Linked DNA regions of Mus musculus: region 1 is linked to region 2. Evidence: chromatin loops called from intact Hi-C (ENCODE). Cell type or tissue: heart. All regions are shown on one strand. Links, peaks and the distances in the headings refer to the core of each region. The heading gives the core; the rest is flanking DNA.

Region 1 (4,389 bases), core at 180-4,179, 59 kb after region 2:
CATCTTTCAGGTGTGTGCTGGTGGCCGGAGGATGCTGTGAGTAGCCTAAGGTTGATACTCAGATGGTACAGCCACCGCAGGCTGCTGCTACCATAGACTTCCAACAGCACTGGACTTCCCCTTTTGTGTCTTTGTTTTTTCTGGGTGCAGCTTGGTAGCTCCTGTCTTCCACAGACCTTTGTCTAGAGCCTATGTACAGCCTCAGAGGGTCCTTCACTGAAGCCGAGCTTGCAGCCCCCCCTCCCATGCCTCAGAGACCCTTCAGGGCTAAACCTGTGCCTTGTTCCCATCTGCCTCTAAGGCCTATAGAAGCATACAGCACACCCTCTGTCCACAGTGCATCCATGTTTAGAAAGCCAGAAGGAACAGTTAGAAACTTAGAAGCCATCTATTTTTGTCCCCTTAATTTCAGGGGATGGAAAGTGGGGCCTTGAGGTGAAGTGAGTTGCCTAAGGTCTCCCAACTAGATAGGTTTCTCTCAGCTTGCTGGCCAGCACTTGTACTGCGAGGGTGATAGCTGTAGAGTTTAGCTTTGCCTGAAGCATATTCAGGCAGAGGCCAGTCAGCCAACCTGCCCTTGGGGAAGGGCTTTTGGGGGTCAGGGAGGGACATGTTTCTGGAAACTTCCACAGGAGCCTGACCAGTTCAGACCCTACTCAACTCAGGAAATCCCTTCCCAACTCCTGGTTCCCAAGACTCTACCTTTAGCTAGCAGCTGCTCTGACCCTTCCGACCTTCTAATGTTCCCAGAGCTGCTCTGACTGCATTTCATTTGCCTGTCGGAGGCATGGCCTGCCTTGCTGGTTATGCTCTGCTGGCCTTTCCAGAGGGCCTCCCGAATCTGCTTTGCCCCAGGCAAGGCTACCCCTTCCCTCTTAGAGCCATTCTGCCTCTTCATTCCACCCAACCAGCAGATGATCTCTGGATAATTTATGCAGCAAATCCTCTTTAATCTTTAATCTGGGGTCTTGAACAAAAGGAACCTGCCGCTAACCTGTGTCTTTTTCACAGCTTGAGTGGAGGTGGGGAATGTCTGACATTTCCCTCATAGGAGGTGTAGTGTGGGTATGAGCAATGAGTAACTTGGATGTTCAGTCAGCTCACTCCCCTAAATCCTTGTTGAATCTCCGGGAGGTAACTCCAACTCTTGCCACAACTCACCCTCCCAGCAGTCTCTCTTCCAGGGATGCCAGGTGGGCAGGTTTATTTTTCTGTGAGAACTGACTCGAGTTCCTACGGTGCAACACTGCCTGGAGAGACTATTTTAGAAAAAAAAAAAAAAAAAGCAGTTGCCCGGTGCAGCCCTGGGCTTCAGGAGAAGCTCACGCAGGCACCGGTTGTGGCTGCAGAGGTACAGGCCCCGCCCCAGGCCCGACTAGCCCCGCCCCACCCTGCCACCAGCGGACCGCACTCTTGCAAGGCTAGTGGGGGCCCCCGCGGTGCAAAGAGGTCGGTGCGCAGCTCGCATCACGGGTGACTGGGGCGCTGTCCAGGAGGAGCTGGCCCGGCTCGGGCTGCAACCATGGTAAGGAGAGAGGACAGCCAGAAACGCAGGGCCTGCCACTCCGGGGCTGCTCCGAGGGGACACTCGGCGCTGCAGCTCTGGCTGGGCAGGGCGGGAGGTACTGTCCCCGGCTCCGGGTTCCGAAATGCACTGCTGGCGCTAGGCGCGCCGCGTTGCCGTTCTCAAGTTATTCTTTCTGAGCAGAGCTGCTTTGAGCGGGCCGAGACCCCCAGGGTGCTGCCCAAGGTCTTGGAGGAAGGACTAGGTCAGTTTTGTGGGAGGTGCCTGCTGGTAGCCTCTCGTGATGGAGATAAGGATGGTAGGGGGTCCCCGCCCCGTGCCCGAATAAGCTGTGTTACCTGGATGGCCCTTCCTCACCTACCTGGGGTACAGAGACCAGCACCAACTTCCTTTGGAAAACACAGAGGAAATCCGTAAACACAGCCAGCCTCACTAGAAGGGATGATGACAGAATGACCCACATCCCCTGGACCTTTCTCGGAGAGGAAGAGGCAAGTCCAGTATCCTATTGTGCAGGGGCGTGATCAGCTCTATCCCTTTGCCTCCCGGTCCAGAACCATGGGAAACATTCTTCCTGCTGCATCTACCCCGTCCCTGCAACTAGGTCCTTCTGCAGTGTGTGGGGGTTGGTGGGGGGAGGGGGGGCGGGAGGGCGGGGGACTCGTTTCTGCCACCTGCCTGTGAGAAGAAAAGCTGTAACCCCAGATAAAAGTTTTCACCCTTGTCTCTGAGGATATCAGCTCCTCTGCTGTTGTCCTGCCAGAAACAGTGTATGGGGGTGAGGGCTTCCGAGCCACACACCACCCTCTTCTTCCAGACCTTGCCTTCTGCATGGGGAGACACAAGCTGTTTACAGCAGGAGGGGATTGGTGATCAGCCCACAGGGCAGGATGTTGGCTGTGAGCAGCTGCCAAAAGGGAACTCTCTGGGCCCTGTGGAATCAGAAGCTTTCAGGTCTAGAAAGGCCACCCTTTCGGCCTTTCGTCTCTCAAGCTGTGTCTAGGCAGAGGCCCAAGTTTTGGCCAGGAAGTGTTAGTGACCCTATGACCTACTCAAAAGGGGGTTCCTGGGAGAGGCCAAGTTGTGCTTGTCCTCATCCCAGTTCCCCAACTTTCTGCCCACATGGGAGATGGACAGACTGATTGTTCTAAGATAGACACCCGGGGCAGTACTGATTATCCCCAGTGCTAGACCCAGCAGGAACCAGGGGGGCTTTTTCTGCCACACACAAAGTTCAGTTCAGCTGAGGTCTTTGGGCTTTCAGCTTGGCTGAGGCCACCCTGCTCTTTTCTAGCTAAAGACACCCCATACTCCCCAAATGTCCAGTTTCAGACCTCTGCACTCACAACCAGCCAAATGCTTGGGCTGACTGGTTCATGTCAGGCCACACTTCTCTGTGTTGTGTCTTGCCAGTGGAGAAGGTCAGTACCCTGGTTCCTTTGGAAATAAGTGCAGAGACGTCCAGCTGAAGAGCTCTAGCAAGTTTGAATTTCCACATGAAAAGAATGACAGGGCACTATTAATGACCAGTGTGTGACTTGAGACAAACTTCAGCATCAAATCAGCTTGAGGTGTTTGTTACATGGGAGTTCGCTCTCTCCTCAGCTGTCCTGGGAGAAAGGAGAGACAAAGAAAGACCTTAAAGCCCCAAAACTAAGACGCTATTCAGGCTCGTAAAGAGTATTTCTGCCCCAAGCAGGAACACTGGCCTCCTGACTTCTAGTGGTTGCGCCATCTCTATACCTCCACTAAGACCCTTAATTGGTCTCTGGAATGCCAGCCTCCTTTGCTTTGAACCCATGCTCCTTGGAGACCAAGTGCTCTACTGATTTTGTGGGAAGGATAAGGTAGTGGGACATAGGTCTTTGTGAGTACAGAGGTCGTGTATCTTTGGATGGCTGATGCCCGGAATCCATGGAGCAAAAGACTCCTTTGTGGCTGGAGTTCCCTGCAGGGAAATCTAGCAGCAGTTTTCTGGACAATGGGACAGCAGCTTCTTCTGGTTCGGGAAGAACAATGGGATACTTGGGAAGAACTGTGGGGCCATTCCCATGGAACCTGTATGCAGGGGATTATCGGGCATTCCCACCCTCTTTTAGCGTTGCTTAAAAGTTAAAGACCAAGATGGAAGGGATTGGAATCTTTGGACACAGGTTCCTTGGTTGGCCTTCGCTATGTACTTATGGGCCGAGAGTCACCTTAGGGATATATGTCCCAGACTTCAAGCTGGCTTCAGTGTCCTTAGGGGTTAACAAGAGAAGCTAAGTGGATCAAGCCTGTGCTGCAGACTTTGTTGGGAGGTTGGTGCTGTGCCCACCGGGGTAGGAAGCAGGCAGGCGGCGTGGGACAGCCAATCAGAGGAGGAGGGAGCTGCAGAGGCTCTAACTGACCCTGATGCAGCTGAGCCGTCCTTGGAGGGTGGGAGCCCAGGGGAGAGGAGGGGAGGGGCGGGGGTGGAGAAGAACATTCCACAGAGACAAAGTAGGGTCAAAGAAAAAGGGGGAAGGAACCAATCAGGAAGCCAGATGACAGCAGGAGCATCAAGAGAAGCCTGTTTCTGTGTGAGGACCCTTGCCTGGAGATAAAGTTAGACCTAGAGCGTGCTGACAGGGGTCTCAAGTGTGGGGCATGGACCATTCACTGGGATGGCAAGGGAACTCTGTCCCCGAGGACGGGACTGAAGCTGGGGTAAGGTGGTGCTCGGGGAGATGGGTAGACCTAAGTGGTCTTCCACTTGGCCTTGACAGGCATAGGGGCTCAGAGCTGGTCCCTGGCAAAGCTGGAGGAGGTGGATAGACAGATGGGCAAAGAACCTAGTGCCTTAAACCCCTTGTCTGGAGTCCTTTGGCCTTCTCCATGCTGAT
Region 2 (4,389 bases), core at 249-4,248:
GTGTCTGTATACCATATATGTGCATACCCATGGGATCCCTAGAACTCTAGTTAAAGATGGTCTTTTAGCCACTATGTTGTTTCTGAGAACTGAACCTAGGTGCTCTGCAAGTATTCTTAACCACTGAGCTATCTCTTGCTCTTTTGCATTTCAGTGTGTGTGCCACCACACTCCCTCCCAAAGAAATAAAAATGTGGCATATGCATATGATCCTAGCATTTTGGAGGGAGATACAGTTTAAGGTCAGCATCGTCTATATAGTGAGTTCCAGGCCAGGCATGCTACAGAGATGCTCTGTCTCAAAACAAACAAACAAACAAAAACAAAAAACAAAAAAGAGGGCTGGAGAGATGGCTCAATGGCTGCTCTCACGCAGTTCAGTTCCCAGCAGCAACCATATGGCAGCTCAGAACCATATGTAACCAGTTCCAAAGGATCCAATGCCCTCTTCTACCTTCCACAGGCCCTGGGCACAGATAAATGTGCTGGCGAATCATGCAGAAGGAAGTTATAATGACTCATGCCTATAATCTCAGCACTAGGAGGTAGAGGCTGACCGGGGCTACATAGATTTCTTTAAAAAACTGCATAAATACATAAATTTCACTTCACAGGCTATGCTATTTTTTTTAAAACTTCTGTAAATCTATTCTGAAATTTTGAAATTTTTCTCATTGTTGAGCTTTATGTTGTTTTTTTTTCTTTTTTTTTTTTTTTAATTCTGTTGAAAGCAAGGTCATTGTGACTTTAAAAAGTTCAGTCTAGGCATGATGGTACCTGCCTTTGATCCCAGCACTTGGGAGACAGAGGCAGGTGAAATTCTGAGTTTGAAGACAGCCTGGACTACAGAGTGAGTTCCAAGATAGCCAGGGCTACACAGAAAAACCCTGTCTCAAAAAACAACAGAAAAAAATTTTTAAAAAAAGATCCAGTTTTTTTTTCTATATTTTTGGTTAAGTATTCAGGATAGTTTCCCAGGAGCAGAATTCTTTACAGGCTTTGAACATTTTACAGATCTTTCATAGTTGTTGCCAAAAAGCTCTTGGAAGCATCTGGTCAGATCTGATCTCTCATTTCTGGTCCAGCTGGGTGGTAGTGCATTCTGAGCAACAAGGATTTCATAGCTGGGCCACGGATCACAAACTTTTGAAGAGTTGTTGTTGTTATTATTATTATTTATTGTTTCTAGTATTGTTGCTAGTATTTGAAACAGGGGTTCACTTTATAGTCCTGCCTGGCCTGGAACTCACCAAGATCTGCCAACTCTGCCTGCAGAAGACTGAGATTAAAGGCATGTACCCCATGCCCATCCCTGAAGGACTACTTTAATACATGACAAAATGGGTAAAATCATGGGGTATTTAGAGGAAGAGAGACTGCTCTGATTTGCAGGTGAAGAAGCTTGGTTCAGAGAGACTGACATTCACTAACACAAGACAGATGTCCTACTAAGCAAGCAGGATCCTGAAACCAGAAAAACTTTGTTCTTCAGGGTACTTGTTGTGCCTTAAGATCCTTGCATCCGGTGTCAGTTTGGTGCCAGAGAATTTTGATAGAAAGGCCCAAGCAGAACCTTTAATGTGTGTGATTTGTCTTATTGGGGGCAGGGTAGACTTGGCAACAGCCAAGAACAGACACTGTCAGTTTCTTCTACTTCTGAAGATCTCCCAGGAACACTGTTAGAAGTTGGATATTAACAACAACATTATAGAGAGATTTTTACTCACCCTTTTTATTTCTCAGCCAGGAAAGGTGTAGGGAATCAGGGATCCAAGTGAAGAGTTACTCAGCTAACTCGTGCACCCTTATCTGACTCAGGACACTCATGAAGACCTGAGTCATCCAGTCCTCAAAGGGCTGGCAGGTGGAGGGCCTTAGTCTGGTGATGTGGTGCTCTCTGGTGGTAAGTCTGAGTCAGTGCGTCAACTAGGAGTAGGGAAGGAGGGCTATGGGTTTTGAATTCTGTTAGGAACATGAACAAATAGATGTTATTTGTATCTATGTCACTTCTACCCTGAATGATACAACTTTGGATCAGTATGGCGTCTGTGTCTTCTGAAATCTATGCTACTAAGTCAAGAAATAATGAGGATAATGGAGAGGCACACTTGAAATGGAGATGTAAGTATGAAGTCATGGGTTTATTATTTAAGGTAATATTTATTTATTGTTTTTTTTTTTTTGAGACAGGATCTCACTATGTTGCTCAGCTGGCCTTAGCCTCATGATCCCTGAGTATTATGGGTATAGGCATGCAGGCTCAGCTGATGAGTGAAAACTCTAATTCTTGATTATCATCAGTTTTGTTTGTTTTATGGTTCTGGGTGTGAACCTAGGGCGTGCCTTTTAAATCTAGCACAGGCTTCACTGACTAGGATCATAACACTGTTTCATACACACGAACCCTTTTCTTCTACAAGACTGTTGGATAATGAAAGCACAGCTCTTCTGATTAGACTGTAGAAGAAAAGTGCTTTCCTATTTTTAAAATTGTAGGAAAAGTTTCTATCATCTGTATAGATATATATTGTATAGCATGTAGTAAAACAGTGCACAGTGTATTTAACCCATAAACGTTATTAAAATGGAGAATATGCAGTGTTTCTCTCACATACTCTGTAATACTCTTCTGTAACAGCTTCCTAGGTGTGTAGTCGCTCCCAAAGATTTGGGCTCAGTGTGGTCTAGAAAGGTCAGGCAAATGGTGAGTTCTATAACCTGGGAATTTCAGTTAGGATTTTCCTCATTGAGTCAGCAGAGGATCCACCTGTAAGTTCTCTACTGCTTGCAACTGGAATTCAGCAGCATGGGATATTAATTGGGGGAATTTCCTGTAGTCGGTCGTAGCTCTTTGTCATCCCCTCCCCTTAAAGGCAAGCGGGCAAGATAAGGACAATGAAAGTGTACTCCAGCAGTTATTGTTAGGAGATGGCTGCAATAGTATTCTATCTTTTAAGGTTAAAATTTCTTGTCTCTAGTGTTTGCAGTGATGTTTTAAATGCTACTTTCTCTTGTGCCCAGTGGCAGTAAAAGAAATGGCAGAGAAAGCAGTTTCCGGACAGCTCTTATTACCTCCTTGGAATCCTCAGAGTAGTGCGCCTTTTGAGAGTAAGGTTGAAAATGAGAGCACTCCTTTGCCACGGCCCCCAATTAGAGGTCCTGAGAGCACAGAATGGCAGCACATTTTAGAATACCAGAGGGAAAATGATGAGCCCAAAGGAAATACGAAGTTTGGCAAAATGGACAACAGTGACTGTGACAAGAACAAGCACAGCAGATGGACAGGCCTCCAGCGCTTCACTGGTAAGTTCATTGGAGGAGCTGGTTGGGTGATCTAATTTGCCAGCTCTCAAAATGTGTGCACTTCTAGCGTAGTCCCTTTGCTTGGTCCTGTCTCCTTTGCTGAGAACCCTGTGTTCAAAGGTGAAGAAATTAATTTCCCTATAACTGAAACAAGATCCCTTTGTCCAAAGGAAGTAAAATAATCTCCAAGTGCTGACCCTGGCCCCAGGTCGAGCCTAGTAAGGAATCAAACCTTTCTTACCTGAGGGCAAACGTGGGCCATTATTCCCTAGTGAATGTTTCTTTGTTTTTTAGACAGCCCCTTTCAGTGTAGGCCAGGCTAACCTTCGTGTTGGTAATGCAGGTTATGCTATCATATCCAGCCTGCTTTTTTTCTTTGCATTGCATTTTGAACTTGAAATAAACCTATTGAGTCCATGTGGCATTTACTGTCATTATAATTGGTTCACAGTCAAATCATCAGATAATTTTTCAGATACTGAAGTCAAAGAAAGAGACATCTAAAGTTGACACTTAGATTTTCAGAAAATCAATTGGCATCTTCTCTCTACCTTGTGAGAGAGGCAGACAGAGACACAGAGAATATGAATCAGTGTGTGTAAACCCTACTTTTGGAAGCATGAAGCTTGAGTTCAGATTCCCAGCATTGAAGTAAAATTTAATCGTGACTGCCAACATCTGTAACCCTAGCCCTGGAAACCCCAGGTAGATCCCTAGAGCACACTGGACACACAACTCATGCAAATCTGTGAATTCAAGGTCTACTGAGAGACTGTCTCAAAAGATAATGTGGGGAGGGATAGAGGAAAATGCACAGCATCTGTCTCTGACCTTCACATGCACACATGTGTACCTTCATATACATGTGCAGTCACACACACACACGCACACACACACACACACACACACATAGAAAAGAAAAACCATACAGAGTAGCATATACACTTATATTCTTAACACTTGGGAGATGGAGGCAGGAGGCTCAGAAGTTCAGGTTATCCTCAGCTGCATGGCAGGTTCCAGGTTATCCTGGGTTACATGAAATCCTGACCCAGAAAACCAAACCAACCAAAGAACAGTAATGAT

The links. Peaks named below come from ENCODE experiments on the same cell type or tissue, not always from the same donor. Only the 100,000 strongest peaks of a DNase experiment are listed, where the experiment ranks them.
Region 1: a loop joins it to region 2, with 2.0 times the contacts of the local background. A loop is called at or near these places in 4 of 42 quality-filtered maps.

What each region holds. Positions count from the first base shown.
Region 1 is chr11:87,577,013-87,581,401 of GRCm38, forward strand. The region is part of intron 3 of Septin4 (septin 4); the gene reads left to right. Among named protein-coding and RNA genes, the nearest start is that of Septin4, 13 kb to the left of the region's middle. In heart, for the core only: a CTCF peak has its summit at 2,242; DNase peaks (open chromatin) are centred at 1,449, 2,039, 2,439 and 3,719; H3K4me3 peaks cover 1,960 bases; H3K27ac peaks cover 3,071 bases; H3K27me3 peaks cover 26 bases.
Region 2 is chr11:87,517,617-87,522,005 of GRCm38, forward strand. It overlaps Tex14 (testis expressed gene 14), which reads left to right. Exons shown (of 31, transcript NM_031386.2): 16 at 2,039-2,121; 17 at 3,022-3,303. Among named protein-coding and RNA genes, the nearest start is that of Gm34000, 47 kb to the right of the region's middle. In heart, for the core only: a CTCF peak has its summit at 1,902 (motif pointing left); no DNase peak of the experiment used is centred there.